2 separate regions of the Mus musculus genome follow, and region 2 is linked to region 1. A link is a loop called in an ENCODE intact Hi-C map of the cell type or tissue named here. Cell type or tissue: left cerebral cortex. All regions are shown on one strand. Links, peaks and the distances in the headings refer to the core of each region. The heading gives the core; the rest is flanking DNA. Region 1 overlaps Srgap3 (SLIT-ROBO Rho GTPase activating protein 3). Region 2 overlaps Srgap3 (SLIT-ROBO Rho GTPase activating protein 3).

Region 1 (16,457 bases), core at 2,735-10,734:
TTCCAATGATACAGAGATAGTGTTAGGTCTGGGGTCACCATCCAAATCCATGAGCCACATCTAGGTTATCACTCACCATGGTCATTAGCATCCCACAGTCTTCTCGTATCCCTCCTGAGCTTTTTCTGTAGCCGGTGATCAGCTCGCCAACCCTAAAGGCGCTTAGTCCTTTACTCCAGATGTGACCTTCAAAGGGGGTGGAGAAAAAGAAATGTTCCTGGTCTCCTTTAAACAGATGTCATTTGTAATGATTTAAGGAGTTAAAAAAAGCCACACATCCTAAGAATCCAGCACTGCCCAGAAAGTTCAAGAAATCAACACTTTGTTTGGGGTTCTCTCATTCCTTTCCAGCGTGGACAGGCTTAGCAGAGCTGGCCTGTCCTGGTAGTAGCTATGGAGCTAAGCTCCACAGGAAGGGAATCCTAAGCCTATATTGTGATGCAGGAGAGAAGGTTCTCAGCTTGTGCAAAGGCCAAGTGAATGAGAAAGGGGATGCTGTAATAGCAGGCCGACTGGCAGCCCTGGAGTCCACAGACCTCTGACAGCAAGGGCAAGTCACTGGAAGGAGAAGGCTATAGAGGGAAACTGGCAGGGCACCCCTAAAAGCATGGGCCACCTCACAAGAATCCTGTACCGCAGATAGGGAGATAAGGGACTGAAGTGGCCCTTCCTTGCTTGCTTGGCTCTGAACCACCTTGTATGGAGCCATAGGAAACTCAGCATACAGCACCCTATGCTGGGAGACTCAGCACTCAGTATCCCACACCCAGCTTGCAGACTCCAACCCCCATTTCTTCAACCTGTCTCCATCATTGAAAGGGTCTAAAAGAACAAGCTAGTAAAAGATAAAGAAACAGAGATATAGGGGTAGACTACAAGGGAGCCACCTGCTAGCAAGCCTGGCTATGCGAGCATTGTGGTGGGTGTGTGTGGAGGGAAGGTGTTCACCCTGGGCTGCTGGAATAGCCATAGGTGTGTGCAGACAGCTGTGAAGGAGTTCTGGGCATCCCGGTCCTTCCTCAAGAGCATGAGAACCACCTCCAACTCTTGTCTCTCTCCTCCCCAGGGACGATGCCTTCTCCGATAGCCTGAGCCAAAAGGCTGACAGCGAGGCCAGCAGTGGGCCACTGCTGGATGACAAGGCCTCTTCCAAGAATGACCTCCAGTCCCCCACAGAGCACATCTCTGATTACGGCTTTGGGGGGGTGATGGGCCGGTAGGAAACATGGGTTCATTTTTGTTTGTTTGTTTCACTAGTACCCATTTGCTTGTTTGTGTCTGAATTGGGAGAAGCAAGAGGGCAGGAAGGGGAGGAGAAGGCTGTTACAGCACCTTGATCCTACAAGCCACGACCCTGGGAACAGCTGGGTGGGCTGGCTGGAAGGACCCAAAGATTCTCGGGTGTGAGCCACCCAGCTTTGAGGGGGAGGGGAGGGGCATTGAAGAAGGTGGAGGAAGACATATGCTGGGCTCATAGAACTTTTTTATTTTAAATAATAATCATAGGCCAGCCTGACCACATAGTCAGACTGTCTTGAAAATTTAATATGATAGTAGTGAGAGAGAGACACAGAGAGACAGAGACACAGAGAGAGAGACAGAGCAATAAGACTGTCTTGAGTACTAAGAGAGGCAGACGCGCGCGCGCGCGCGCACGCGCGCACACACACACACACACACAGAGAGAGAGAGAGAGAGAGAGAGAGAGAGAGAGAGAGAGAGAGAGAGAAGTTGGCGAGTGCTTTTCTTCCTTTCTCCAGCAGCTCCCGGATCCTTCCAGCTTTCTGCTGGAGGTGATTTGTCATACAACATTTTTAAAGATCTAAAGCTCCCACAGTCCCCCATCCCTGAAACACACCACTTAAACAGAGAGCTCACACCTCCTTTTGTGCCAGTGAAAGTTGATACCCGACTCCGCCCACCTGTTTAGTGGGAGCAGATTTGCCAGTTTCTTCACAGAGGCTGGGCTGCATCACATGACCCTTCTGCCAGCAAGGCGCTGTGCAAGTCCTCCTGGGAACAGGAACAAGAGAGAAAGCTAACAGCCTGTCACTCTGCCTCACCCCCAACCCCGGGTTCTCTTGGAATGTCAAGTCTGTGTGCCCCACCCCCACCCCTGCTGCAGAAGGGTCATGTAATCAACCCAGTCTTTCCAGAGATTGGAAGCCACCTGTGTCAGCATACAATGGGAGCATACTCAAGAATTTATTTTAGTTGAGGTCCTGATGGCTCTTTTTAGAGCTAAGTCTATTCAGTTTGGCTTTGGACACTGCAGGATGATAGAGTCCACAGAGAAGTCAAAGACTGGGGTCCACCGATGAGAATGGCATGGTCCCCTGCTCCTAGGAGGGCCATATCATCTCCTGTCTCTCTCCCCTCTTGCCTCGCTCATCTTTCTTCTTTTCTTTCTCAAAAGCCTCTTCCTCCCCAACACCTATGCTTTGGTCCTATTGGGCCACCTCCAGGCTTGCTTAGCTTTGCTGGGGTCAGAGGGTTTGAATTGCCACCAGTCTCATGGAACTTGGTCCATTCCCAGCATCCCATTCTTCCCTCCCCTCATGAAGACCTCTGTATCTTAGGGGACTTCCATAGGACAGAGCCATCTTTAAGTTATTTTTAAACCCACTCAGATGTGGGCAGGTGAGAGATGATAGTTCATTGATGTAGCTGATTCACCGGATGGACTTGGGAGAATACAGGAAAGCTGTGGCAGACATGGGTCAAAGGCTTGTGCCCTCCCTTCATAAGCAGCTCATACCCTTTTATACCAGTAGAGCACTGGAGGTGGACAAGGTACCCATAGACCAGAAGCATAGTTTAAAATGATGTATTCACTCTTCAACGACTTGGTTTCCATTGGTGGGTGACAACAGTGAACAGGTGTTTTGTTCCTAGAGGTCCCCTCCTGTGCTTACTGTGGCCTTTTGGTACAGTCAAGCCTCAGTGTTTCAAACCAGCTAGAATCTGAAAGGCTTCAAACTATATATGACCAGAGCTGGCCACAGCATTTCCAGTTTGGAATCTTCCTGCCCCGATCTGACCTTAGAATCTACTGACCTTAGGGTCTGCAGTATTGCCATGGCCAGCCTGGCTCCCACTCTCCACATTCCTCCCTGGGTCAGGTTACTCCTCCCCTTTAGGGGAGGTGTCACAGGTCTGAGCCCGCCTTTTATTGCTAAAGTGTTCATTCTGGCTGAATGAGGCTTCACTGTGCTAGCTCCTCTAGATTCCTGTGTAGCTGTAGCATGGGGGTTGGCTGGTACATTCTGAGACTGGCGAGGGTTGACTTCTGCCCCATACTTCCTGCCCCTGGCTCCTTTGCAGAGTGCGACTACGGTCCGACGGAGCAGCCATCCCCAGGCGCCGAAGTGGGGGCGACACACACAGCCCACCCCGGGGCTTGGGTCCCAGCATAGACACGCCACCCCGAGCTGCTGCCTGCCCCAGCAGCCCCCACAAAATCCCCCTCAGCCGGGGACGGATCGAGAGCCCTGAGAAGAGAAGGATGGCGACTTTCGGGAGCGCTGGCAGTATCAACTACCCTGACAAGAAGGCGCTGACAGAAGGGCTCTCCATGAGGTCGACTTGCGGTTCCACGCGACACAGCAGCCTAGGGGACCACAAGTCCCTGGAGGCTGAGGCCCTGGCAGAAGTAAGGGCCCCACAGAAGACACTTAGGCCAGTGAGACACCCAGTGGGACAGAGGGTGGGAAGTGCAGAGTGGGGACCACAGTGGCCTTGGTGGGACTTGAGACTGAGTCAGACAAGACAATGAGTTGGCTTCCTTTCCATGCCACTAGCTATGGCCCTTGGAAAGACTGGAAGACACCCCCCCCCCCAGTGTTCAGGCTGGAGAGAGGGTAGCTGGGTTATGGGACTGGGACAATGGCAGCCCTCTCCCTGAGATGCTATGATTAAGTCCGTGTATCCATGCATGTATCTATCCATGTATCCATGCATGCATCCGTCCTTTGTTCATGACTCTATTGATTTAGTGATGAATCTTGACTGGGCATCTGTTGGGTGACATCCATCACCTTCGATGAAGTACAGTGGAGACCTGATGCACTTTGGCCCTGCCCATGTGAGCTTAGAGTTAAAGAGAACTGCCGACACGAAATGGCTGCTAGGCTAGGCATCTTTAATAAGTGGGGGGAGGGGTTACATCATATTTTGAGAGTCTACAGTTTAGAAGTAATGCACTGGGAGGAGATGAGGAGATGGGCAGGACTGAATAGTAGAAGCAGAATGGAAGACTAGCTCAGGCTCTTCTAGAGTACTTCCTGTTCGTTTTTGTTTGTTTTTTGTGTTTGTTTTTGTTTTTTGTTTGATTCCCCCCCACACACTGGCCAGATGAACAGCACAATGCATTGTTTACCAGTTCACGTCACTGGTCATGTCTAGTTTGGATATTGCATTCCCAGAAGTCTCCATTGTTATTGCCCTAGCTGTAATTTGGGGCAGCGGTCCATTACACACCTCTCTTGATGCTATCTCTCACTTAAGAGATAACGGGGCCCAAGAGACCCTGCAGGTTGAGGGGAAATCTCTTGTGCTAATGGCCTTTGAGTACCATTCAGAAGGGGTTGAGGTTAGCCTGTGAGCTTCTGAGCACGTCCTTACAAGAGTCCAGGGAAGATCCTCAGAGAATCCCCTGACTGGAAGCAATGCACCACCAGCTAGAACTCCACACGTGGCCTCTACCTCATGTACTGATGCCTACTTCCAGAGAGTACTTGGGGTCAGTACCTTGGCATGGGCCATGCAAAGGAGACAGCCAAGTTGACCTTCTATCCTTGAAGGCTAATCTCTTGAGAACCATCCCCCTAGCACCTAGAATCTTCTAAAGACTCTGCCAGTCACAATGGGGCAGAGGCTTCATAAAGCTGGCTTGAGGCGCTCTACATGGCCATTCAAATGCAGTCTGGGGCACTGTGTCTAACACATCGCAGACTGCTATGAGATACCTGTGGGGTATTCTGCAGTTAGCATCATTTATGCTGTGGTACTCTAAGTAGAAATGTGTATTGACAAGACATTTTAGAGCTTTGCAATAGTTTGTTGAGCACTGTGGATCTCCAGCAAGAACAGAGTGTATTCCATTGCCAGACTTCTTTAGTTTTATTTGGGGAGCACTTCGTCAGCCTAGTCTAAGAAATACACTCAGCAATCCTATGCACATTGTCAGAGTGCACACCCACTCTAACTGGATAGTGCTTTTCACCGGTGGAAGTGAAACTGAAGCTCATGGGAAACGGTGGAAACAGTCAAGAAGACGCTGGCCAGCTACCTACTTGTTCAACTTCATCTCTGAGTCAAAGGGGAGGTGGTATGGAGAACCTCAAATAGTAGATGGATTCACCCTAGATTCTCTGGTCTCCAAATGCCCTGAACAATGTAGAATTAAAGTTCTGGTAACGAGGCTGCTATGGAAATGTGCAGCACTGTCATCTGAAGTGGGGAGGAAGTGACAAATGAGAACCTTCCCCACGGTGTCCCTCAGTCCCCAGTGCCTCTCTGCAGCTTCACCTGGCAGACTTATGCATTCCTCATCAGACTAATGCAAGGCTGCAGCCTAAACCCTTCAGCCCACCTTTCGCTGAGCTTTCTGTCTTTCCCATTTACACTCTACCGGGGATGGGGAGATGAGAAAATTTCATCTTAGTTATTGACACTTTTATCTTTCAGCTCCCGTTACATTAGAGCAAACAAAAGGGATTGTGGGGACAATAGGAGACTAAGTCCCAGAACAGTGCTAGAGGCTGGGGTGACCCTGCACAATACATAGGGAGAAGAGTCCTGCCTGCGGAGTCACTTACAACTGAGCCTCTGAATAAAGAAACTCCCAAAGATTCCTTCTTAAAATTGCCAGCACAGCATGCAAAGAGTTAATCATAAAGGGGAGGCATAAAACTGGTTTTAGTCACTAGCAGGATATAGAGAGCAAATGGGATAGACTTGCACAGGGAGGTGAGCAAGAGGCTGGTTGGGGAAACTTTGGAGTCTGGCAGGAAGGAGGATGCCTGCAGATCCATGGAGAGCATGAAGAACGCTGGTAGGTAGAGGCCTCTTCAGTATCTCCAGGCTCCAGCCCCATCTGTCTCCCCAGAGCCATGCATTTCTTCCAGGGCTGGCCTCGGACTGCTTAAGAACAAGTATCCCTTAGCAGTCAGCATGGCTCAGATTGCACATGGCACCTGCAAGTGGAGGTTTTAAGACAGGTCCCTTGTGCCCTCTTGTGGGTTCTGGGTCAGATCAGCTTGGATACGGCAGCAGCCCCATTAAAAGCCCCATGAACAAGGACGTGAACTCTGAGGAGTTGGATGACCACTGTCTGGCAATTGGCAGAGCTTCCTCCTGTCCATCCTCTCACTGCATCTTCCCAGTGAGTGTGGGCTTCCAACAGATGGGTGGGCTGCAGTCCCGAGTGGCTGGTGTCTGCCCAGTTTGCTCAGCTTCTAGTCAGTGCTGCCTTCAGCCCTAGCCCTGCCCTGGATTGGTAGACAAGGAGCTCACTGAGGTGTGCCACAGCTCTGACTCCTGAGGTACTCTCTTTTTAATGAGGCTGCAGAGACAATGACGTGCCATCTACATTTTCCCCACACGAGCCTTTTAGATCATAATACTGGGAGGAAAGCGGTCTTCCTGTCACTCTAGGATGCACGGTATATGTTCTGTAGAGAGTCATTTCCCTTTGGGCAATGATTTTTTATTTTAAAACTGGTATACAGTTATATAATTCGGTAGGGTGGAGTATGAATTCTCTCGATACCCATATGTGTTAAAATGTAAGACTTTGTTTTTTTTTTTTCCATTTTATTTCATGTGTGGGTGTTTTGCCTGCATGGATGTCTGTAGACCACATTTGCACAGTGCCCACAGAGGCAGGTGAGGTACAGCAGGTTGTAAGCCACTGTGTGGGTGCTGGGAATTGAACCTGGGATCTTTGGGAAAGTAGCCTGTTTCCTTAACCACTAAGCCATCTTTCTACCTCTAAGATGAAGGACTTTTTTTTTAGCAAAACAAAAGAACAATAACACAATGGCTGGGGCAGAGACCCTGGAGCCAGACTGCCTGGGTTCTGACTTGCATTGTCTTGTTATTTAGCTGTGTGACCCTGGGCAAGGGACTTGACTAGACTGAGCTTCAGTTTCCTTATGTGTGTAATAGTTGTCTCTACCTTATCGATAAATTATTCAAAGCTTTGGATAAGTGTTCAGCATTAGGTATCATTGCAGCGGGGACTGTTATTACTGTTTCTGAGTGCTTGCTATGTGCCAGGTGCCATGCAAGGTCCCGATCATTTTATATATCCATCAACCCTCAGAGGGAGGGATTGTAATTGTCTGCAGTTTGCCAGTGAGAATTCTCAGGCTCAGAGTGGTCAATGCAGCTCCATAATAAGGCGGTAGTAGAGTCCGTTTTTTGACTGAATGTTGTCTGCCTGCCATAACTTGATCTGCCTTTATGAAGGTGACTTCCTATTCAGGGCAGGCACAGGGAATGAATGCTCGCGCTGGTTCCCTGAGTTGGTTGCAAGACGCCCTTGGGGTCTGATCTCCCTCTGGGCCATAGGGCTTCCAGAAAACATCCTCTGGAAAGTCTTGAACTGGCTAGCAGTTCTGAAGACACTGTGTTGACCAGAGCCCTCTCTGCCCTCTAGGACATCGAGAAGACCATGAGCACCGCTCTGCATGAGTTGCGGGAACTTGAGAGACAGAACACTGTCAAGCAGGCACCAGATGTGGTGCTGGACACCCTGGAGCCCCTGAAGAATCCACCAGGCCCCATCAGCTCAGAGCCCGCCAGCCCCCTGCACACCATTGTCATCCGAGACCCTGATGCTGCTATGCGCCGAAGCAGCAGCTCATCGACGGAGATGATGACCACCTTCAAGCCAGCCCTGTCAGCTCGCCTGGCTGGTGCCCAGCTGCGTCCGCCCCCCATGCGTCCGGTCAGACCTGTGGTTCAGCACCGATCCAGCAGCAGCAGCAGCTCAGGTGTGGGCAGCCCGGCAGTGACACCCACGGAGAAGATGTTCCCTAATAGCTCCTCGGACAAGTCTGGCACCATGTGACCTGCAGGACTGGTGACACTGCCATGGCCCACTGCAGCACACCAAGGCCTAGGGTGGCCTTAGTGGCTTCCACTAGCTTCCCAGGGATCTCCTGGCCTTGGAGGGCAGATCCTGGAAGGTCAGCCTGGGAGGGTGTATGTCTGTGGAGAGCAGAGGCCCAGGCGTTAGCTGCAACTCCCGCTCAGCCATGTGAATGCCACAGACCTCTTGTAGGCAAACAGACATGCCAAGGAATGCTGGAGCAAGATCAGTCCCAAGGACAGTGTTTCCTAAGATTGAGGCAGATGCTTACCAGCTTCTCATATTGTCACTGGAAAATTATTCTCTCGATATTCTCTACATACGTATATATGTGTATGTATATAAATACATGCATATATACGCATATGTGTACGTATGTGTCTGTAGGTGTGTGTATATATATATATTTATGCATCTATATACATATACTAGAGAGCTGGACATACACACATGCTAACTGTATATAGACGCTCCTTTTTTTTTTCTTTTTATGAAACTTAGATTTACCTCAGACCCATGCCACCAAACATCTCCCACTCTTACTTGGTGGGATTTGCAGGGACTTCTCTGGGAGAACTTAGAGGCCCCACAGTAACTGCGAACGAAGCAATATACCACTAACCTGCAGAGACACAAAACCAGAAACAGTCTCCAGCTGTCTCCAGAAGTCGTGGCCTTCCAGAACAGTCTGTCTGCCCCTCAAGGAAGGGTGGGGCAGGCAGTACCCCCAAGCAGGCTGCCCCTAAAGGTGGGGAACCCTTCATAGAAAACCCTTCACCCACCCCCCTAGAGACCCTGCCCTGTCACCCGGAGGCCAAAGGTCAACTGTACCCCCAGAAGGCACAGGGGAAGTTGGTGTGAAGACCCTTGAGTTTGTATACTGACTCAGGATGGTGAGATGCTGTGGTTGGGGGTGTGGGGGAGAACAGGAGGAAACAAACAAAACCCAAAACAGTAGTATGGAGTAGTTCAAACCTTACACGTGCTGTAGGGACAAATCTGTGCTGACTGTACAAGTTTTACTTCTCTCATCTTCAAAATATTTAATGGTTTTTTTTTTCCTCCTCGTTCTACTGATTATGCTTTGTCAGATTTGGAACTAAATGGGCAAGGAGGCATTCAGTCACATCATGTCTGTTTGAGAGCAGTCCACACTCTGTTCCCCGCTGGAGCCTCCAGTGCCCAGCCATCCCTTGGCCTCCATCCTAGGAGGACTGTGCTAGGAAGCACCGTAGGCTGGGATGCTATGAAAACGGCAGTGCTCCTCACCCTCCCTTCCCCTCCTCTTCTTCCATTCCTTCTAAAGCAGTTAATGTAGACAAACATGGTGGTAGAAACAAGGTACGTGATTCTGTAGTGTCACAGCAGCCTCCTGCATGGCTCTTGTTTGATTCCGTTTTACCTGCTTTTTTTGTTGTCTCCATTTTCCAGATATTTCCAGAATTGTTGGATAATGCACCACAGGCGAATCAAATCCTAGTGGGACCATTTCTACTCTCCCTCTGCATGCCAAACCAACCAAGGATATCTCCTTCTCCTCTTCCTCCTCCTCCTCCTCCTCCTCCTCCTCCTCCTCCTCCTCTTCTCTCTCTCTCTCTCTCTCTCTCTCTCTCTCTCTCACACACACACACACACACACACACACACACACACACACACACACACTGGCTGGTTCTCTGCCTACCTCCAAGTTTTACAATCCACAATCTGGAATCTGTGTCACAGCCCCCACAGGAGCCCTGTGACCCATAGCTACACCACTCCTGTCACCTACAGATGCTTTGAAGTGCCATCCTTGGCATTTCTTCCCTTTGGGTTTACTTCCACCATTTCTTGGGTCCTCCATTGAAAGGAATCTTGACCGCTTCCCCAGGGAGGGACCTAGTGAGTCATTGGTCCTTGAGTGTGGGGAGAATCACCCATTCTGCCTTGCCTGTACGATCAGCACTGAGTACACTGTGGAATCAAGAATGGGCTCCAAATGAGAATGCCAGGAAGATGCCCGAACCATCAAGCCTCCCCTTCCCTCTCAACTCCTGCTGTGATGGGCCCTCTGTTTTTTGAGCACATAAAGATATCTCCATTTTATAGTTGAAGACAGTAAGGCCTGGGGGTGGGAGGACTGGGACCTGCACAAGATATGCCAGATGGCCTAGTGGGCTGCATTGGGCTCAGGAAGCCCTCATTTCCAGGAATCTGCTATCTCTGCTATGCATCCGGGAGATAAGACTTCTTTTTTGTATCCCAGGGCTATTTCCAGATTTTTAAGTCCACTCACCTCCCAGGCAAAAATGCAATATTCTCTGCCTGGATACCAGATAGAAGCAAAATTGAGTTTACAAATCTATTACCGGACACACCTATTGCCAGTTACGCTGTGCAGATTTGTCTCTGGGTTGACTTATTTCATTTTCCTTACTGCCTCTCCCCCAAATGTCCCAAGAGCAGAGCCTCAGCTGTTTTCCTTAAGCATCTATCTTTCCCCCATTGGCAAGTGGCTGATGAATTCACATTTAGGGAAGCACACACACAGATGGCAGATGAGTCCCCAGCTCTTCCAACCCCCAATCTGAGCTTTGATGCAGAACAAATGGAAAAGCACTGTCCACCCCCATCCCCAACACACTTCTTCATCTGGTCCCCTTGCATGTCTCAGCCACCCCCAGGTCCCAACTCAGCCCCAACTCAGTCCCATCGGTGTCTATCTAGTGTGAGCATCTCCCTTCTGACTCCTGCCTGTTTTTAGTCCACTATATATTGCTGTATTTGTTAAATGCTGGAAAGTAACTGTTAAAATGTGAAACTGTAATTTTTTAAAATGAAGGCTACAATTACATTATAGCCATTGCCACTCACCAAATCTTTGCACCTAGTAGATAGATCGATGTAAAAACAAATACCAGAAACCTAATTGTACAGTGATTGGGGTGGGGGGTGTAGTAACATAGTTAGTAGTCCTCAATATAGCCAAGCGTACAAGGGGAAGTGGTGTCTACCAATGTTCATCACCATTATTGAGAGCTGTACTGATCAGTTAGTTTATAACGGGCATTTAAAAAATTTTATTTTGGCTTCATGGAATGATTTCTTAACCTCCAACTTACCCCGAGGTCAAGCCTTTTGTCTTTATGTATAACTAGTGTTCAGTCTGTTTTAGGAATGAACCAGCAAGATGTTCATTTAATTAAAACTGACCAAAGACAATTAATTCCTGGTCTAGTTTCCTGGGCACCGTGTGGCCCAGTTGCCACTAAAGACCTTTCTCCGATCAATTTGAGAACAAGCCGAGCTTCCAACCCGACTCACCCTCCCTGCCCTCCTTCTCTTTGTCCTCGTCGAGCTGCTCTGAGCTGTGGGATCCTGTGAACAACTGTCGTCTTTCCTTCTCTTCAGTGCTAACTTCTCACCTTGAAGCGCCTTTTGAGCCCCCCCGGACAGAGCACACAACTGGAGGGAATTGTGGGCGTGGGAATTAAGACGAGGGAGTCTTTTCTCTGAAGTCACTAAACCAGGGATCAGGAGGGAAACGGATTCCTAAGGAACGGAAAGGTTTATATCCAATGAAGAAATCAAATCGGAGCGGAAAGAGACACAGGGAAATGGAGCCATCCGTTGGCTACTGGCTGGAACCAGCAGTTCAGAGATCTGCCTTATAAACACTTTAGACTGGTGTGTGGTACGCAAGGGGAGCTGGTGGGAGAGAAGCCTGTCCAGATGTTCCCTTCCTTGGCATCTCCTAGAGTGCCTTGTTGGGTGCATCCCTTTCTTATTCAGGAGGCATGGATGCAGAGGACATATCGTGACTTGGTACTTGGTCATCATTGAGTGGCCAGCGCACATACATTTGGAACGAGTGCTGGAAAACTCTCCAAGGACTAACACAACAGCCCTCCCTCTCAGCCTTTCTGTTTCTAACTTCTCCTCTTCCAGATGGTTCCACACTAGAGCAAATGCCTCATTCTTCCGAAAAACCCAGAAAGGGGTGGAGTGGGGTGTCATTTCTAGCTGCGGTAGTGGGTCCTGTCGTACTGGGAGGAAAAGGTGTGACAGGGGAGGAAAAGGCAGAAAGGGGTGAACCAAGGCATTGCTTAGCTGATTTTCTGCTGTGCAGAGCTAAGGCTGACAGTTCGTGTTCACTTCCCTGTGGTTCTCTGGGGTCTCTTCTCCACTGAGATGAATTCCAAGTGGAGAATTCCACATACTCCAAGCTACCCATGGGAACTGCCAGAAGGGACTTCACTGTCAGTCCGAGACCTCCTGACCTCTTAAAGTTGATCTGCCAGCATACTGTTGTCCCATCCTTTGGGACTGGCCAAATGGCTATTGCAGTCCTTTGCTGACAACTCCTTTCTGTGCAAACTGTCCCAGGCAAATCACAAAGCTGTTCCTTGAAGTGGAACCACCAGATTGCACTTTCCTTCCCTGATGGATGTGGGTCGAGGCTAGCTCTGCTGCCCAGGCCCTCGTTCCAGGCAGTGTGACTGTTTACATGGTTTGGCAATAGGTTTGCTTCTGATTGCTTCAGAGTGGCTGGTCTGTTTTGTTTGCTTTGCTTTCTTTCTTCCCCCAAATTATGACAGGAAAAACAAACTGAAACCACCCTAGGAAATTGCTGGTTGCCTGTCCCCATGTGATGCTAACTGTTGCCCTCTTCTGGGTATCATTTCTCTACCTTATGACCAAAATGCCCGTCCTATAGAGTGTCTGATTGGATCCTCTGTTGCGTATTCTGATGGTGCCTGCTGGTTTGATGTGGAGCTATCCTGTGAAATAAAACAGCTTAACTTTTTCTCAAACATAGTCTGTGGTTGTTTACAAGCATAAGGACACACCCAGGGGAGTGGCCTTCTCCTCCTTCAGTCCACTCTGTCTGTACACCTCTTCCATCAGACTCCCTGAAAACACTCTAGTGTTGCAGGATATCCGATCCCTTTGTGAACACTGAGGTTGTGTTCTTTACTGAAGAGTGAAGAACTCTGTTTCCAGTTGTGGTGCAGCTCAGCACTTACCACCCACCTTTAATCCCTCTGGCTGGAATACAGACACACAGACAGGACCTTAGTACACACCTTTAATCCCAAACAATGAAAGTTTGTAGGAGGAGGCACTTGTTTGAAAGTGATGTCTAATTGAGTGACGAAGTGATGACTTAGAGAAAGTTTTGACACCTTTGTATATGCCCAACTCTCAGGAGAAGTGAGGAAACAGGCACCAGTCAAAGGAGCAGTGGTTTGCACAACAAAGGTTAGCCGCAGAAGTGGAGGATTGAGGATTTGAACCACCTGTTTGCCAAGTCGTGCATTTTTCATGTGCCTCACGCCTACTTTCACTGTATCCTCATGGCCCCAAGGCTGGGTCAGGTGTCCTTATCTACAAAGTGTCTTTCAGCCACCTGCTGCAGACTTCAGGGCCTGAAGTGCCCTCTGGTGGTTCTTCATGTAAGTCTCTGTGCGTGGGTCTTTGACTACCACAACCCACTGTGTGGTGATTTCTGCTAAGCCGGGCTCTTTGGCTATGGAACCTTCTAGAAGTTTACATTTTAATACACATTCTGCAATCCATTTACCTGTCATAGCAACCATGCTCATCTTGGAACCCCAAATTAGAAGCCTGTCATCCAACAAGTATCTTTTTATGTGCCTGGCCCCAAGTTAGCTGCTGGGGACACAGGTGGATGAGACCCAGTTTCTATCCTCCAGCTCTGAAGCCACTCACAGCCTGATTGTATAAAACGATCACCAACCAGTCAGTTCCAACTTAACAGATAACAGAACTGCACCTCTAACTCTGAGGCACAAAATTTGCACCAAGGGCAAACTTCAGCTGTTCAACTGCTTGACTGGCAAGGACACAAAATGTATGGCTGAAATGTTTGCTTCAGACTCAAATCTGTTTAATAAACTGGTTTGTGAATGGCAAAACTCTCCAACCCATGCAGCCCCAAGCAAGAGAATGTGTTAGCCTCCCATCTTAGATGCCCCAGACTGGGACTGTCTTCAAGTTTGGATTGAGGCAAGGATGAGATAAGCATTGTCTTGGGCTATTCTCAAGTCATTTCTTTGGGCTATTTCTCACCACAACCTGTCTCATATAATGGATGCTGGATGATGCTAAAAGTTTGCACTATGTGCACCCTCTCAGCCTCAGGAGAGCAAACATCTTGAGACTGACTGATCATCCATCCTTAAAATTGAGCCAACCCTAAAGTAGCTCAAGAGTTGGGCAGACAACTATAAGTAGGAATAGGAATACCTATGACCCTTAGTTACAAGGGTACTGTCATCCCTCTTCAGACTGTATCAGCAAAGAATAGCTTCCTATAAGAGATTAGGAGAGAGGATGTGCATACCCTGGGGGCCTGTGAGTAATAAGAAACAGTGATGGTTTTCTGTTCCACTCAATGTGAGGGTAGCGCTTACACAGCAGTCACTAACTGACTCAGTCAAATGCTCAGTCAAATACACTAAACTTTCCCACCTACCAGTGATGACACCCATCAAGTGTGTGCTGTGTGCTGAGTGCTTCATATGCCCTGGATCCATACTGGTACCCACCATGGTAAATTCTGTCCCTCTACTTTACAGTCAAGGGGACTGGAGCTCTCTACTAGGATTCCTCAGTATCATTTCTGCTGCCCCACTTGCTGCAGGACACAGTTCCCAGGATTCTGTGATCACCACGTGCCTGATCGTTGGGAGGTCTGGTTACTCTGACAGCCCCGTAAGGAGTTAAGTCTGTCCCAGCTTCTTCTCGGGGGAATATATCTATCATTGTTTGATTTCCATTAAATGCTGATATTGAGAACAATTCTAATTAACGCTCTACATTTGTGCCGTGTTGGCCTTTACTACTGTAGGAACACTTTCTGTTCTCTCATTTTTTTTCTACTCTGGCGCTCTGCCGAGCATATAGGTTTGCATTAGGTAGGATAGTGAATATATGAGACAGGAAGCTAAAGGCAGGAGAGGATTCAGACCCAAGTCTCAAGTCCAGGTGGAGGATGTATCCTAGCACAACTACTTTTCTTATGTAGCCCAGGACCACCTTCCCAGAGGTGGCTCCTCCCCCAGTGGGCTGGGTCCTCCTAAATCAATCTTTAACCAAGAAAATGCCTTATAGACTCGCCTACAGGCTGCCTCCGTTGACTTCCCTCTTCCCAGGTAACTCTAGCTTATGTTGACAAAAGTTGACAAAAACAAACCAACAAACAAAACCAAACCTGTACTGGCTGGTTTTGTGTCAACTTGACACAGCTGGAGTTATCACAGAGAAAGGAGCTTCAGTTGGGGAAGTGCCTCCATGAGATCCAGCTGTGGGGCATTTTCTCAATTAGTGACAGGGGGAGGGTGGTGCCATTCCTGGGATGGTAGTCCTGGGTTCTATAAGAGAGCAGGCTGAGCAAGCCAGGGGAAGCAAGCCAGTAAAGAACATCCCTCCATGGCCTCTGCATCAGCTCCTGCTTCCTGACCTGCTTGAGTTCCAGTCCTGACTTCCTTTGGTGATGAACAGCAATGTGGAAGTGTAAGCCGAATAAACCCTTTCCTCCCCAACTTGCTTCTTGGTCATGATGTTTGTGCAGGAATAAAAACCCTGACTAAGACAAAACCTAACTGGAACCAGGAGAAAAGAGGCCTCTGGCTCTCCTGACACTTGTTCCCCTCAGCCCTCAGCCCTCTCTCACATGTACACCAAACATAGCCACTCCACTCTTCTACAGCCCCTGCATGCAGATTGATGAGATTCTGTCAAGAATATATATGCAAAGGTTCTGACTGTAAATCTCAGCTTTGACGGACATCTGTAAATGACCTTGACACGGGGCACATAACATAATACAGCCTACCTTTGTTAGGAACCTGTGGCTACGAAGCGGCTGTGTGTGTTTCACAGAGCCATTTGAAAGGACAACCTGTAACACACACAGTCTATCCAAATGCTACTGTGTGGCCCTGGTGACTGTCACCTGCCTCACCTCTGTGCTCTGTGGAAAGGAAGAACAAGCTTCTAATGATTGGCCGCTTCACACTTATTTCAAAGGAAAAACTTTAGTCGAAATTCCACCACTTCAGGGCTGGAGAGATGGCTCAGCGGGTAAATGCACTGACTGCTCTTCCAGAGGTCCTGAGTTCAATTCCCAGCAACCACATGGTGGCTCACAACCATCTGGAATGGGATCTGATGCCCTCTTCTGGTGTGTCTGAAGACAGCTGTAGTGCACTCACATACATAAAATAAATGGATGTCTTTTTTTAAAAAAAAGAAATAAAAGAAATTCCACCATTTCCACTGGCCACTAACTGGAGTTAAGTCTCCTGCCCAGGCCAGCCTCAGCTTCCTTACCTCTAAGACAAGAGACTAG
Region 2 (16,457 bases), core at 4,050-12,049, 200 kb before region 1:
TGACACGTCAGAATTTCTAGCACAATCCTTGGCACACAATGGCATTTGAAAAAAAAAACGTGAAAATATTAGCTAAACCAAGTGGGATGCCATCATTTACCACCTGGGGCTGTGAACCTGAGCTTCCAGAGAAGGAGATTAAAAACTATCACAGGTTCCCAGCAGGACTGCTGGCGAAGAGAGTTCTAAGCGGTGGACAGCATACTGTTTGCTTTGCCTTCTCCTGCAAAGTCTCTGGAACAACTGGGAGGCGCATGTGACAAATTCAGGTCTGAATTCTTGCCCTACAGCACACTGGAACCTCGGGTGGTGGGTCACAGAAACTTGCATCTCAAACTTCCCAGGTTGCTTAGTCTGGAACAGAACAGCCGAACTCTGCATACCGAGTTGGGGTGGTCATGCCCATTTGTCTGTCTTCACACTGGCAGGTGGAGGCTTTTACTATGGTGCCTTTTCAGGAGCCTGGGCACCACTGGGAACCAAACTGCAGCCTCAGCCTTGGTTTGAGCCTTGCGGCCCTTGGCCATGTAGCCACATATCTCCTTCCCAAGCTTGGGGTGGTGAGAGCGGCAAATTGTTGGACCCTGTGATTGTGATCCTTTGGTATCTGGGACTGAGCCTCCTTAGGCTTCCCTGGGGCCCTGATGGCCTCTTCTTGGCATTCAGTGCCTTCACGTTGTTTGCTAGCATGTTCTTCAGGCCCTTCTCGTGCTTCTGGGCAAAATGCATATTCCTTGGGAACTTGGGTCCTCCACCTTAACAGTTCATAACTGTTGTATAGAGGTTTCTTGGTGCCATTTTGGGGACTGGTTGTGTGCAGTGTGGTTCTTGCACTTGACCAAGTCTGCATGGTAGCCTTTAGCTCCTAAAGTGCCTGGGGCGGAAAGGCGCCTCCCACCCCTTGCTGGGACTGGAACTCAGAGCTTCACAGATCCTGCTCTACCACTGAGCTACACCCTCAGCCCTGGGTGCTTTTTGAAAATAGGAATGTAATAATTAAATAGACTATTAAGTTATGAGGAAGGAAAAACACCTGTAGCATGTATATTACTAATAATTCTGTTAAAAATAAAAAGTATGTCTGTCTAGTTGGGTGTGTATGTAAAGGACCTGATGACTCTTCCTGATTGATAGGAGGCGTATCCTGGTGACTAGGCATGGGGGGAGCCGGACATGATATCAGTGACAGGACATAGTAGGAAAGGGGATTTGAAAAGAAACCTTCATAGTCTTCAATTTTGGTGGACTTCCAAAAGGGCATATCATTTTTTAAAACAGAAGCTTCACAGAATAAGGACTTTAATATCTATTTGTAACCTATTACTTATTTATTATGAACCACAGGGGATTAAACCTAGGAGTGAGTGCATGCTAAATGTGGGCTCTAACATCGAGTTCCTCTCCCAGGATCAAGACATTGAGTGAAAAAACTGCCCAAAAGAAAGCTCAGCCTTCATGTGAACTGTGAAGGGAAAGAAAGGACGGTCTGCCAGAGTTATTATCATCTTACTGAGTGCTTCGTTATATACTGTAAAAACGAAGGCAGAGATTAATCGTATTTCTCTGTTATTTCCCCACATAGTGAGAATATTCCCTCCCTTCCATACACTTTTTCAGAATTCTATAAGATAGATATAGGAATGGAAAGCCCACACCAGATCTTTTAACTCTGGTTTAAGACAGGGACTATGTAAGTGCTGTGAGCCAGAGCCAGGGACTAGCAGTCTATTCCTGGTCTGTCTTTCGGACGAGCCACATCTCCGTTCTCCATCGGGCACCTCTGGCTGTGAACAAAGGCCTGTCTGCCCTACATCGTAGTTGTTGTGAGGCTCAGATGATGTGGTTGTGAGAAGTGAACTCTACAGAAGAGTACACGATGCTCATTGTTTCTGGTTTTTTTTTTGTTTTTTTTTTTTTGTTTTTTTTTTTTTTGTTTTTTTTTTGGTCTGGTTCCTCCCCGGGACACGTTGCTGCTACACTGGCCTTGTTTATGTGTCTGTCTCCCCGTGAGCTCACTGAACACAGGAGCCTGGCTTTATTCATTCTTGAATCCTTGTATCTAGAGCTGCCACACAGGAGGCATTCAAAATAAGGTCTGGACTAGCTATCAAAGGCAAATAAAATAAAACTCTAAAGGAAGCACAAAGAATTCTGTGCAATCCTATGAAATGTTAAGATTGTTTTCTAGAAAACATAACCTTGTATTTCTTTAAAAGGATTTAAAAGATCAGTCTGAGTCCTCAGCAGAAATGACATTGCAGGGACCGAAGAAGGAACTTCAGGATGGAAAATGTAATTGGCCAGTTTTGTTAGGAGATAGTGACGCTCTCCCTCTCTAACCAATCATATGCCTGTGCAGTTTCCAGGAAGGAGAGAGCAGATGAGAAGAGCTCGTGAAAGGCAGATCCTGGTCCCTCCGGAGAAAGATCTCCCAAGAGACAGGAATGCCCCCCACCACACTTCCCAGTTTCAATCTTTGTCTGTCAGAGGGCTGGACAAAGCCTTCCCAGGGCTCCTCAGACAAAAGCCCTCCTCGGCCTTTCACTCCAGACTTTGGTGGTAAAAACATGTCTCCCACAAGTGGGCCAAATTCCATTTGCCTGACAAAGTTGGAAGCCTTGTCTGTGGCCTAGTGAGGGGCTCTATTGTCTTCAAGACCCTGATGATTGTTGTCCTGAAGGGCAATTGGGCCACTAGAGCAAATTCAGTGGAGTCCCTGGGGTAGGTCTGCTGTTAGGAAAGAGGCTCAAGCTCGGTTTGGAAACACTCATCTTCATTCTTGTGACACCACAAACCTGCAGTTTTTCTTATCTCTCCCTTACCAGTTGCTTAAGCCCCATTAGACAGGTTCACAATTGCTTAGACACATGCTGATTATTATCTTTTAGTTTTTTGAGACAGGGTTTCTCTGTGTAGCCTGGCTATCCTGGACCTCTCTCTGTAGATCAGGCTAGTCTTAAGCCCCAGGTATGCACCACCACTGTCTGGCAGTGCAGATTCTTGGATGCATTATACTTCACCTAAGTGAAGCCTCTAGTAGCCTGCCAAAGAGCTTTGTGTTGCTTGGGATTTTAATTGGATGCTTGGGTAAGGATGTGAGCATGCCTATCTAGTGTGAGTGGCAAGATGCCAACGAAGGCAGGCTTGGCACCGAGGCTCAGTGTCTTGATAAACTCATAATAAGTTAAACAATATGGTAAGTTAAACCAACCAACATTGCAGCCATGACCCGCCTACTTTAAATGTGTTCTGAACACCTACGGCGGCCTACAGTTGGTCAAAATTATCTAGCACAAAGCCTGTGTTGTAACAGAATGCTTAGTGCCTCATAGAATTTACTGAATGCTGGTATGTAGAAGTCTCTGCATTGCAGAATGTTGGTTTTCTCTAGTGATAACAGGGAGCCATGACTTTGCGCCACTGCCAAGCATTGAAAAACAGTATTGCCATACGACACATCACTAGCCTTGAGAAAGATCAAAATTCAAAATTACACGTAGGACTTCCTGCTGAGTTTCAGTTGTATTCATACCATGGTAACAAATCATCCCAGTCCGGGGCATGATTGCTGATAGTGACGTGAAGACAGTTGGCTGTGGGCCAGATCTGCTAGTTTCTAACTGTGTGACTTGGGGAGTCTTGCCACCCCTTGGATCCTCCATATCCTCATCTCTTAGATGAAGACAATAATCTGTCTAGATGAAATGATGTAATGCATAAAATCTCTAGCGCAGTGCTCTGCACACAGTAAGGACCTAAATGATGTGATCTGGTTTTTATTAATAATCACAAAAATGCAGGCTCTGCAGTCTAAGAGATCTGGACTCAAGTTCCAATTCTACCATTTATTAATTATGGGAAAGTTTGTCCTCTCTGTGTTCAGTTTCTTGCTTTGAAGAGGCACAGAGATGCAGATACACGGGGATATAGCTGTAGAACACCAGGCCAGAACAGACATATGGTAGATGCTCAATACACTGTATCGTCGTTCAGAAGACATTTACAGACGAGGGCGACCCATAGCTAACTCAGTGAATAGCTTTCTGTGACTTTCATTATGACCTTAATCTGGGGAGGAGCGACTAGATTTGGCCTTGAGGTCACTGGAGTTCAGCACCCTCTGCCCCCTCTGCTCCAACCTCACTGATCTTTTACTGCCCTGAACATTTCACAGCTTAGTCTAGAACCAGCTCAGGCTGAGCCCTCAGGAAGAAATAGACAGAGAACCAGTTGAGGTCTGGTCTGCATCTCTAGCCTGTAGGGCACCTGCCTTGAAGCCAGCAGATGGGTCATGTAGCCCTTAAAGATAAAACAGTGCCTCTTGGACGTCTCTGTCTCTCTTCATGGTCTTAAAATTGTGTATGATCCACTAGGATAATGGTTCTCAACCTGTAGGTCAAGGTTCCTTTGGGGGTCGAACAACCCATTCACAGGGGTCACCTGGGACCATCAGAAAACACAGGTATTTATGTTACTATTCATAACAGTAGCAAAATTACAGTTAGGAAGTAGCAACAAAATAATTTTATGGTTGTAGGTCAGCATAACATGGGGAGCCGTATTAAAGGGTCACAGCACCAGGGAGGTTGAGACCCACTGTGCTAGGAGAAAAAAAAAAAAAAGAACAGATACCATCTCCACCCCACTCCTGCCTCAGACTTACACCAAGCACTGGGCAAGAGATGGTCTGTGGGCCAATGACTTGTTTTGTTGAAGAACAGAGGTGTCAACTTCATATACATGTTGCACGTCCCTGACCCTTTCAGATTGGTGACCAGATACCACCAGTTCACAGGACGCTGTCATTGGCCAGGGGCCTTTCAGCCCCCTGTATTAGTTATGGTTTCATTGCTTTGACAGAAGCAGCTTAAGGAGGAGCTGACTTTGACTCATGGTTATGAGTTCATCATGGTGAGCCTGGGGCTGCCCATGGTCAAGACACCCATGGAGAGCTCAGTGCCAGGGATCAGGTCTAGCCCTCCATTTCACCAGCCCCAGCAATAGACAGGTGCTGACCACAGTTAGCGTGGGTCTTCCCTCCTCAGTTAAGTCCTTTGGAAATGCCCACATATACTCTTCAGTGTGTTTCCATGGTTACCCCCATTGAGTCTCGCTGCCAATCAAGATTAGCCATCTCAGTGCGCACAATCCCTTCTACCGCACCTGCTGCTTCATCCATTTGCTCAAGCTGCCTAGTTTCTCTAGGCTTCTGGATTTCTACTTCTGCATCTGCCTAAGTTGTTCTATTTTATTTTCTGTCTCAAACGGGGCTCTCCAGGTTGGCTTGCATGACAAGCATAGCATGCCAGTGTAGCACACACTTCAATGTCTTTTGTAAGGAAATGCCTCTAAGTTGCTGTCATCTTTGAAAATTTCACAATGGAAATGCCGTCATTATTGTCACATGTAAAGAACAAAGTGTTAGTCAACAACAGACCACATATGTAACCCTGTCCCATGCAACACCAACTGGAGGGTACACTCTGATGTTTGTACAGTGAGATTGTCCAGTGGGTGTTCATTTCTCCACATGTCTCCTCCTCACCAATAGCATACCATTGGATTTATCTTTGAGGATGAGTTTGAAGCTGGAGTCAAGGGCAGGATAGTGTTGGTCAAGGACTGTTAGCCAACGATTTATCATTGAGGAGGTTTGGGGATGTACCTGAAGCTGCTGGAGGTCACTGAGGACCTAAAGATATGGTGGATAGTGTCCTTAATCATAATATAGTTTTATTTGTGTGTGTGTGTGGGGGGGGGAGCTTGAGCTTGAGATAGATATCTTTAATCACTCTACCTAATTTTTTAGACATAGTCTCTCACTGAATCTAGAGCTCACCTTTTTGGTTAGATGCCTATCCAATAAGCCCTGGAGTGCCTCCTGTCTTTGCTTCCCCTCCGGGAAGATTACAGCTCTATGTTGCCATGCTTAGCTTACAGAGGTGCTGAGAAGTGAACTCATGCTTTCACGACAAGCACTATATTGACTGAGCTATCTTTCCAGCTCCTGTGATATGTTTTTGATAATTAAAATTCAACGTAAGGTGACAATTGCTTACCATTGAACTAGAAACAGAACAATTCTGCACAGCCTGGTCCAAGAACTCTGCAATGGACTCTCAAATCAGAGAGACCTTAGACTGAATCCCAGATTCGCCCATTAGTTCTTTCTTGACCTTAGTCAAGTCCATTTTCTCTCTCTCTGCCTTAGTGTCTTCCCCCATTCCATGGTTACCTCAGTGGACTTTTGTGAGGATTAGATAATACGGTCCAGGTTCAGTTCTTATCTAGTGTCTGCAGCACAGGTCATACTAGCTGAGAATACTCTGTTATTGTTCATACCCAGATTTTCAGGGCTTGATTGGATCCAAGAATGAAATTTAGAATAGTTACAGCAGCCGTGGCAGATTGCAGGCAAGTTAGACTCACCAGCATATTTTCTTTGGCTTCGTAGCACTTACAGAAACTGATTCACTTCCAACCTTTAAAAACCAAGAGGGTTTCTTTAAAAAGAGAGAGAGAGAGAAGAAAAAAGGAGCGTTCACATAAAAATCCAGACTTTTGGCATTTCACACAAAGTAAGAATATCATTCTTCGAGGGAAGAATAGTGGCCGTCCCCTTCCCAGGCACTGGGAAGTGTCCACTGACCTGTCTCACTCCTTGCTGTCTGCTTAGCTCTTTGGGATATCTGAGGTCTTTGATCTTGGAGGAATGGATCAACCTGGAGTCAACACTCCATAAATATGATCTCCTGCAGAGGGCTTGGGAGAAGTAGAGAGAAGGTTGTGTTTACTGGCAGGGGTCCACCGTACCATCTGTGTTATCAATTAGAAGTATCACAAATGCAGAGCCTCGTCCTCAAGAATCTGCAGGGTGGTGGCAGGGGCTTGGTCCTCTTAAAATGTGCTCCGCTTGTACCTGTGAGCAAGAGGGCCTCCTCATTGCAGCATGTAGGTGGGCTGAAATTTAATAAGGAAAACGTGGAAAAGTCTCTCCCTTGTGTCTGAAAAATCCCTCTGGTCCAGTGCAAGCCATAGAGCGTGGAGCGATGGGCTCAGCGACAGTCCTTGTGCAAAAGACTCAAGGTTCGACTTGACTGTGACTTTCAGTGTGAGTCACAAGGAGCAGCTGCCAGCAAACCCAATCTGATCTGGGGCTGTGTTTATAGAAGTCTAGTGTCTGCAAGATCTTTCTAACAGTTAGAGCTGTTTTGAAGAGACAGGCAGGCGGCCTCAGTAAGCCTTGATCTCTCCTGGGTAGGAGGTGTTTGAGGCTCAGTGAGATGCCCCTGCCCAAGATTGTCACCGTGGGGGACTGAGGCTTCAGAGGGGTATTTGTTCTAGGTGACATGGAAGGTTGCTGTTCAAACCTGAGCCGCTCAGCAGAGGCAAGCCTTTCCTCTAGCAAGCCTGCGAGTCTTGCTCTCAGTGGGAGAAGAAGCAGGATGAGTTGAAGAGGCTGACTAGAAGCAGCTGTGTGGCCAAAATGGGAACACAAACGACTGTTTCTCACCAAGTAATTTAGACAATGGCAGTCACTGTCCTCTCTCCACCCCTACCTGACTTCCGGATGCTTGTCAGTCTTCCCGGAGATGCAGAGGACAGGAGCTGTTTTATACATTACTGGTAATTTTTACAAACCGGACTCCTAGGCGAGCTTTGAGTCAGACAGCACGTGGGCCAAGTGCAGACTCAGATGTTTTATTTGGCCTAGGCTGTGTCTTTTAAAAATGCGAATTTGATGCCAACATGTAAAACTGAGAAGATTTCACATAAAATCTGGCCTTCCGGCACCTTTGTAAAGAGTCAGGGGTCTGGCAGCGCTGGCCTGGCACTGCTGCGTGGTAGCTTCAGCCAGGGTTGGGTGCCACATGACTTGAGCTCTCGCTTGGCTGTCGTTCTCTACCCACTTATGTGACCCGTTGTACCTGTTGGACTTTACATGGTAGCCACTGTACAGCATCAGGATCAGTTTGGGGAGTGTGGGACCCATTTAGGGAGCCATCCTTAACTGTAGTGGCTTGTCTGCTCAATGGTGTGGGGAGCAGGGAGTCCATTGAGGAGGGGTGCCCGTCTAGCTGCTCCTGAATCAACTCAGTGGCTTCTATACAACCAATTCCTAGTGATTTCATCTCAAGATAATAATCCCATGTATTCTTGGAGTGGCTCCAAAGCACTCAATATTTATTCCTAGATTGACCCAACTCTTCATCCTTAGGACTTGTGTGCGGTGGGGCTGGTCTGGAGATGTGCAGAACACTGGCATCCTCTTTGGCAACAAATCCCTCTATCCATTTGTACATAGATGGTGGTCTTCCATTTAGCAGGGCTGGCAGAGTGTCCTTGCTCTGAGAGTCTGTAGCTAGTAGGGGTTAGGGTACTAGGACTAGAGAGCCTTGATGTAGTTGCTCTCAAGCAGATACTGGGCTGACAGGGGTGGGGGTGTATGTGGAGCTTCTGCTTAAAGGCTCCAGATTTCACACAAAGTACTGTGATAATGAGATGTATATATTTGGCCTTTGTCTCTTTCCTGGCTTATAACTTCTAAAATCCTTGGAATTTTCAAAGGATTTTTTGTATGCTAATAAGTTATCTGATGTCTGGGTCTTTTGGTAGGTCTAGGCTGGCTGCTGGATCAGAAAGGAGTCTTGCATAGACATCTTATCCCAGGCCAGGTTAGAGGGTTAAGACTTTTAGTTCCATCCTTTTTAAACCTTCCAGAGAGAAAGAGGAGTGGGGTTGTTCACCAATGGCCAGTGATATAATCAGCAATGCCTACATCATGAGGTGTATAGGACACCTGTCCCCACGTCTGGTGTCTCAAGTGCGACATGAGAAGGAGAAGAACTGAGATAGGGTGTTTCTGCTCAAGTGCCGCCCCCTCTAAGAGCCATCCAGTCTGGCTTCGGAGCCTGTCTTAAAGCTGCCGGGATCTGGGAGTGGCTAAGGAAGAGTTGGCTTGAGTTGGGAAGATTTGGAATCTGGTGGCAGCAATCACAGGAACTTAATCCAGAGCAGAAGTCCAGTGGGGGCGAGGCCTACCTCAGTCTTGTTAGTCAGCTTTTCTGCTCCATGATGGAAAGGACTGGACTTCTGTCTGTGTCTATCTCTTTAATTTTTAGACCAAAATTGTTCAGCTTAGGATTTTGAAGTTCTTGGGGCACCTTCTAACACTGCCTGGTATAGTCAGTTCTTGCAGCGTTCTCAGGCTTGTCATTAAAGAAGTGGTCTGATTGTTTCAAATATAGACATAGGTCAACTTATCTGACTGTCCACAGGTTAGCTGTGTGGTAGCCATTTTGGATTGTCTGTGTGTGTGTGTGTGTGTGTGTGTGAATCATTATTTGAGTCTGATTTCTCATTTTGCTTTTCTTGACTTTTAAAAAGTTTATCTATTTATTTATTTTATGGGCAGTTTGCACACCACATGCATGCACCACCCGTAGAAGCCAGAAGAGGGCATTGGATCCTCTGGAACCAGAGCACCAGATGGTTGTGAGTCGCCATCTGGGCACTGGGAACTCAGTCCTGGTCCTCTACAAGGGCAGCCAGGGCTTCTAACCACTGAGCCATCCCTCCAGCCCCAGCCTAACCTTTGTGTTAGGAGTGGAGCATCAGAGGATCCTTCTTCCATGGGCATGAAGATTTTGTGAACTGCAGCAGTTGTCAGGAGTAACCAGGCACCCATAAGCACTTGGCATGTGGAAGATATTGGGGTCTTAGGGGAGGGATGGTACAAATGAGCAGGTACCACCATCCAGCCTGCTTGGATAGAACTTACTTAGTTGTCTGGGTTGCGGTGGAGTGGATTGTGATCTCCTCTGTGTCTACCTTCCTCCTGCTTCTCTCTGCCCCAGTTCCCACAGGTCTCCAGATTTATTAGAAGAATTAGCTGAGGGCAGTCTAGAGTGGATAAGCCCTTTCGCTTGTAAATTACATCCTAACACTAACATCCTGCTTCTTAGAGTTCTGACCTTTTCTCTCTGACCAGCTCAATCTTCCCTAGGCATGTCCATGGGTCTCAGTCAGAAAGTAGAGACATCTTGCGTCTAAGTGAATTTTCTATGAATCGGGTTGGGTGATACTTGGTGACAAGACCCCCATCTTTGCTGCAGATATTATGTGGAAGGGCTAAAGATATGGACTTGACCGTGAGAGTACCAAGAGGGGTCTGTTGTGGGGTGGTTGAGGAAGCTGTCAGAAGCACCTGGCCCCTTCGGAGCGGCATAGCTTATGAAATGATTTTGCACGAGGAAACTTCTGGAGCCCATTTCATTCCTGGGCAGCCTGAGGAGCTAGTCAAACCTGGGAAAGACGTCCCTGTCTGCCATCCAGGCGTTCCATAAAGGCACACTGATGGGATGTTCTTTCATGGAAAGGGATGAAATCACAGCACAGCCTGCCTGCAAGCTAACCCTCCACCATGCACTTTTCTATGAAGGCCAAGGGGCATGTCACAACTAGCAGGTCATTGGAGACAGGCAGATGACTCCTTGAAGCCTGTGTCTGTTCTCAGAGGCTGCTGGTAAACGGAGATAGTCTGTCTTTGAGGCAGGCAAGGCAGCTGCCACATGGCCTGTGGACCGCACAGCACATCCCTCTCTGTGTGCTTGACTTCCCAGCAGTATCTCAGGGCTACTTTGGTCTTGGGCTGACAGATGAGGACCTCCTTAGACTTTGGGTCACTGGCCCTTTAAGAGGTCACCGAGTCAAGGGCTCTCTGATCAGATGAGTGTAGGAAACACTCTAGTGAGTTTTCTCTTGAGAGATTCCTTTTATTTATCCCTTAATGGTGCTGGCAAGTCCTAGAGGATAGGAAGCTCAGGCCAGTGGAGTAGCTCGGGCCAGTGGAGTAGCTCGTGAGCAAAGCTGCTTGCTTATGTCTTGGCTTTGACCCCTAGGACCCACATGGAGGGAGAACAGAGTTGTCCTCAAGCCTGCCTGTCTGCACATACACACCACACCACACACACACACACACACACACACACACACACACACACACACACACACTCTATGCAAATGTATAATATATATGTAAAATATTAAAAAGAAATCTACTTAATTGATTGTTTTCTGAACTTGCTAACTTATATACTCATTTTTGTCCTTATTGTATGCCTGTTAGCATCCTCTAGACACACAGACTTCTGAAAAGTGCCAGATAGTAGATATTTGAGGTTGTGTGGACCATATAGTCCTGCGAAATCATCCATAGCCAGTAGAGAAAATGAGTGGGTGATGCTGTGTACGGTAAAACTTTATTTATAAAACAAGCTGGGGACCGAAGCTGACTTGTGAGCTGGGTTTGCCATCCCCACAGCCATTCTAGAACAAACATTCTGCAGAACACTACTGCGGCTCTAAATGGCAGAGGCCTAGACGGGGACTCCATGCTCTGCCCTCAGATCCGTTGGTCTGGGTGGCAGTGTCTTTACTGGATGAATGTGTCAGAGGTTGAGTGCCTCGTTCAGGGTACGTGACTGCCTAATGCTGTCACAGAGATGTCTTTGGGCTCATGACTATGAATCATATTTCTTTTTCATTATTTGTAGCTCCTTTGGAGCAGAAGATGGGGGTGGGGTGGGAGTTAGCTGCCCACAGTGCTTGCTGCACAACGTCCTGATATGTGCATAGGTGCATGAAGGTGTTGTATGGAAGCTGGCATCTGGGTGACTGGTATTTGTGTTATTAAGCGTGAAGGTGACTGATGGGGAAACTACCTAGTTAGAGGTCTTTATTTCGAAGTGCTTAGTGGAAGAGAGCAGCCGGAAGACTCCCTGGAGCTTTTGGAATCTCGGCCTGGGCCTGTGGCAATGAATCAGGAATATAGTCACCCAGTGTCCTGGAGTTCACAGAACACCTAGTGTGTGCCTTTGCTTTAGACAGAAGTTAGACTATCTGCAGCAGAATTAGCAGGAGCTGTTGGCAGTGCAAGGAGAATTTACTCCATGGCTGTGTGCTGCCCTGCGAAATGCAGGGAATAAAATGCAGATGGCCCCAGGACAGCCTAGCACCAGGAACTGGGGTCCTAGGGTTTCCTGTTTTGCTCCCAGTAACAGGACCATGCTTGTCCTCATTGTTTTCATCTCTCCTCACATCTGCTTCATTCTTCTTTCTTAGGAAAACATCTGGTTTTATATTTAAATCCCACAAATGGTAGACAGTGTTTGCCCACTGCCGCTAAGACCTCCGCTTCTACCTCTCTTTCCTGCCCCCTAACTTTCCCTCTCCTCTAGTGAAGGGAATCTCATTGGCTCAGCTTAGGTAAACCCTGATCCCATTGCTATACCACTGATCTGTATTAATGACAGAAGTACATCAGCCAGACTCCTACCCTGATGGCGGGCCAGGCAGTTTAGAGGAAGCCCCACAGAGTAGATGCAAAGTCAAGTGGAATTCTTCTATTGCTTCCATGTTTATAGACTAGTGGGAAATAAAGCAAACACTTAGGAGTAAGGACACTGGTGGGTGTTCTAGATTGCTTCATCAGACAGCAGAGATGATGGTAATGGAGGTGAGGAACTAATTTCTGAAGACATTGAGTGTACTCAAGAGGTTGTGTTGAGGAACATCATTTTAAAACACTTTTATGGTTTTTTTATTGGCTATTTCCTTTATTTACATTTCAAATGTTATCCCCTTTGCCGGTTTCCCCCCTCCCAGAAACACCCTATCCCATTCCCCCCATCCCCCATGCTTCTATGACGGTGTTCCCCCACTCACCCACCCACTCCCACCTCCCTGCCCTCGATTCCCCTACACTGGGACATCTATCGAGCCTTCATAGGACCAAGGACCTCTCCTCCCATTGATGCCTGAAACTTTCATGTTTTTAATTTCACCTTTGGGTTACCCATGATAATCATGCGGTGTGGTGTCTCAGAACATGCATGTAGTGTGTTGTAGTTCACTAGGATACCTGGCCACTCTAGGTGTACCTGTCATTTTAACTCGCATTCCTGTGTGATGAGAACATTCAACATGTGGTCAAGCAGAGGCTTTAGAACAACTGCTGATGTTTAGTCCTCCTGCTGTGTAGAAGAACACAAAGACCTGTCGCTTTTATCTAACTGTGACTTTACCAATCTCCTTTATCCTCTATTTAGTCTCCCTCTCCAGCCTCTGGTAACTATGTTTTCTTTCTCTGAGAATGATATTCTCAAATTCCACAAAAGAATGAGAACATGCCATATTCGTCTTTCTTTGCCTAGCGTATTTCACTCAACAAAATACCCACCAGATCTGTCCATTTTGTTGTAAACGACAGGCCTGCAGTATTTTTTTTTATTGTGATATGGTTTTCTAATGTGAATATGAACCACCCAATTTTCCTTATTTCCTTGTCTCTTGATGGGCAATTGGAGGATTTATCTTCACTGGTATGAATGGTTCTGGTATGTCTTTAGCACTAGGAGTTCACTTCTTTCTGATGTCGTTGCTAAACTTCTTTCCCTGGGAGAGACTTAAGCAGTGTCTACCCCTCTTCCTAAGGTGCAAGTAAACCAAAGCTCACCTGAAGGAATGAACGAATTCATTAGGCCTCATTACCGAGCAGTGAGTGATGAGTTAGAGTCAGGGACACAGGTGACCTTGAAGTAGCTACACTGGAAGATCTGCATCCCACAGGCATGATGGCTTCCTCAGGGCTGCATAGATGGAGCCCCATTACCTCGTCCTTCCATATCTATATCCTCTGGCTCCTGCCCAAAGACCATGTGCAATTAGGGCAGAATTGCACACAAGTCCTTGAGAGGTGTGTTTAAATACTTACCTGAGGGCTCCATGAGTCTCTATACCTCCTCCTTTTATGAGGGACAGTAAACAGCCAATAGGCCCAATATGGTGATCTTTTGACAGAAGGCCCAGCAGAGCTACCAAAAATGGTGGAAGTGTGGGTCTGAGGATAGTCCTGTACAACTGATGTGTGCCCAAGGAAGGCTTTCTGCAGCAAGTATCCATTTCCAAAGGCTCTGGGAAACAGAGTTTTGATGAGGGAGATTGGAAGGGTAAATCTCTAATTGTACCTATAAGCAGACTCTAGACAGAAGGTTTAAATTGGAAGGGCCATTGGCCAGAGCTAAGCATTGTTAACTAACTCTAGAAGGCAATGAGAAATGCACTCAGGAAAAGCAGGCACCATGGCAAGAGGCCCACTCTACAGTGATCATGTTAGCAGGGTCTTCTAGACAGAGTGACTGCTACATGCAAGACAAAGTCCAGTCTGGCAGCTGCATTGCCTGGCCATTGGGCTAGGGAATTTCAGGGACAAGACTCAGACACTGGGGACAAAAGGACATGCATTGCCATCAGAGTGGTGCTAGGTGGAGTTTGAAGGCATGGGACCACAGAGTAAGATAGAACACCTGGAAATGAGCAGTGGACTTGGGTGGGGGTAGGGGGCAGCAGCAGGTTGACAAGGAACTGTGACCACTGTCTTTCCCCTTTCTTCCAGCCAACTTCTCTTGAGAAAACCTTCCTGTTGTCTTCTCAGTGGCTTAGGACTCCAGCCCAGCTAAACGCTTAGCTGATCGTCTCAAGAGTCTGTGACGGATGTGGCTTGAGATTTGGTACCAATTTAGTGACCTTTGCCTTGGCACAGATGCCTGGAATGCCTTGACACACAAGGACAGTGCTTGGCATTTTAGGATACAAACACTAAGCCCAGTGTCAAGGGCAGCATCTGTGTCCGTGTGGAGTCAGCTCTTGTTTGGGGATGTAGTGATCAAGTTAGATGCCTGCTGTCCGCGGTGAGGGAGGCGAGCCTTGCCCACGATGCATTTAAATCAGCAGCTGTTGGGGGCATGGCCTCACAATCTGGGCAGCATCTTCAATGGTGAAAGAACAGTCAATATAGGCTCCATTGAGGATGGTTAGCTTCTGGGGGCTTGGGGGGGCATCTTTGAGGTCTGTAGCTTCTCATAGAGACAGGCAGAAAGGGTGAAGGTCCTGGAGCTGTGGGGTTAGTTCATCCCACCCCAACCCCATCTGTAAATGAAAACAACAATCCCTACTACAGTAACCCACTGGCTGGCCCCTGGAGTCAGGACATCTCCTGCCGAGGCCATGGAGGAGTGCTGCCTACCGTCCAGTAGGCACAGTACAGTACACTACACTACAGCAGGCTGGCTTGCTTCCCATGGCTTACTCAGCATGCCTTCTTATAGAACCCAGGATCACCAGCCCAGGGATGGCATCACCCACGACGGGCAGAGCCCTCTCTCACCAATCACTAACTAAGAAAATGGTCTTGTCTACAGCCAGATCTTATGGAGGCATTTTCTCATTTGAGGTTCCTTCCTCTCTGATGACCCTAGCTTGTGTCAAATTGACATAAAACCAGCCAGTATATGTTCCCATGAGCCCCTGGGAGCCATTTCACATTCAAATCATTAGTGTGGCCTCTTCCACCTAGTTCATTTCTAGGTTGGTTGTGACCAGTCTAACTCTCTGGACTGTAGGCTGTTACTGAGCAGTGTTTTCTAGGAATCGTCTCTTAGAGAAGGGAACCATTCTGGGCTCTTTGGTACACTGATAAACCTCTTACAGGACTGACATCCCTCATAACATCTGAAGTCCAAGCTATGCTCTGAGCTACTCTAAATCCCATGGAAACCAATGAAATCGGCAATGCAGTGGAACCCAGGCCCTAGGAACAAGCTGAGAAGCCACACTAGCTTGGCCTCCTGACCCAAAGGTGAGAGCCCCATAGTGTTCTCTCACAGATGTGAGGGTGTATCCTGCCACCACTGGGCCAACTCCCCTCTCTTCTTCTCCCAGGGGCATTGACACAGTGGCTGGCTTGATTCATGGGAAAGAACTTCAGGTGTGGGTGAGGAGCACTCGCTGCTTCCTCTGAGCCACCGTGGTCATTTCTTCTCCCTCCCAGTCTGGTCTCTGTGACCCTCTTGGCTATTTGGCTTCAAGTTGGGAAGTTGGTAGGAGGAGGGGGCATGGGTGGCTCTAGCACAGTGAAGTCTCTTTCTGTCATGATGAGGTTGCTAATTTAGAATTCTCCCTTTTGCATTCATGCATGTATAACTGTCCTTCCTTAAACATATGAGGTATTACCCCTCAGTGCTCTTCAAGGTTAGCTGCCCTTTGAAGATCTCCTATATCAGTCACCTTTCCATGTGACAAGACAGTCAATTTAAAGATAGAAAAAGTGAAGAAAGCTGCAAACCCAGGGTTGGCCTTGGGGTTAGGTCACGGGCATTTGGGCGGTTCTAAGTCACCCAGCAGATCTGTTGTGCTGCAGACCAGATCAGTGCACCCAGGCCTCTCAGAGAAGTTTCTTTGTGCAGTGGATAGTGGTTAATACAGAAACTCACAGATGGTCCAAGAAGAGAGAATTAAATGTCTGTGGGATGCTCAGCCACATATGTGACATCTGTGTCACACTCCCTTCCCAAGGCTCAGGGGCCATAAAGGAAGAGGGACTGGAAAGAGTGTAAAAG

What was found. Hi-C counts contacts between places; a loop is a spot of excess contacts. Peaks named below come from ENCODE experiments on the same cell type or tissue, not always from the same donor. Only the 100,000 strongest peaks of a DNase experiment are listed, where the experiment ranks them.
Region 2: it touches region 1 in a loop (2.4-fold over the local background); 2 of 42 quality-filtered maps call a loop at or near these places.

What each region holds. Positions count from the first base shown.
Region 1 is chr6:112,714,408-112,730,864 of GRCm38, reverse strand. It overlaps Srgap3 (SLIT-ROBO Rho GTPase activating protein 3), which reads left to right. Exons shown (of 22, transcript NM_080448.4): 20 at 1,067-1,216; 21 at 3,325-3,652; 22 at 7,664-12,894. The coding sequence ends at 8,077. It also overlaps the pseudogene LOC108169181. Among named protein-coding and RNA genes, the nearest start is that of Gm26799, 23 kb to the right of the region's middle. In left cerebral cortex, for the core only: no CTCF peak of the experiment used is centred there; DNase peaks (open chromatin) are centred at 5,170, 6,445, 10,262 and 10,670; H3K27ac peaks cover 3,121 bases.
Region 2 is chr6:112,916,168-112,932,624 of GRCm38, reverse strand. The region is part of intron 1 of Srgap3 (SLIT-ROBO Rho GTPase activating protein 3); the gene reads left to right. Among named protein-coding and RNA genes, the nearest start is that of Srgap3, 23 kb to the left of the region's middle. In left cerebral cortex, for the core only: a CTCF peak has its summit at 9,441 (motif pointing right); DNase peaks (open chromatin) are centred at 5,114, 6,402, 7,144 and 7,632; H3K4me3 peaks cover 311 bases; H3K27ac peaks cover 3,370 bases.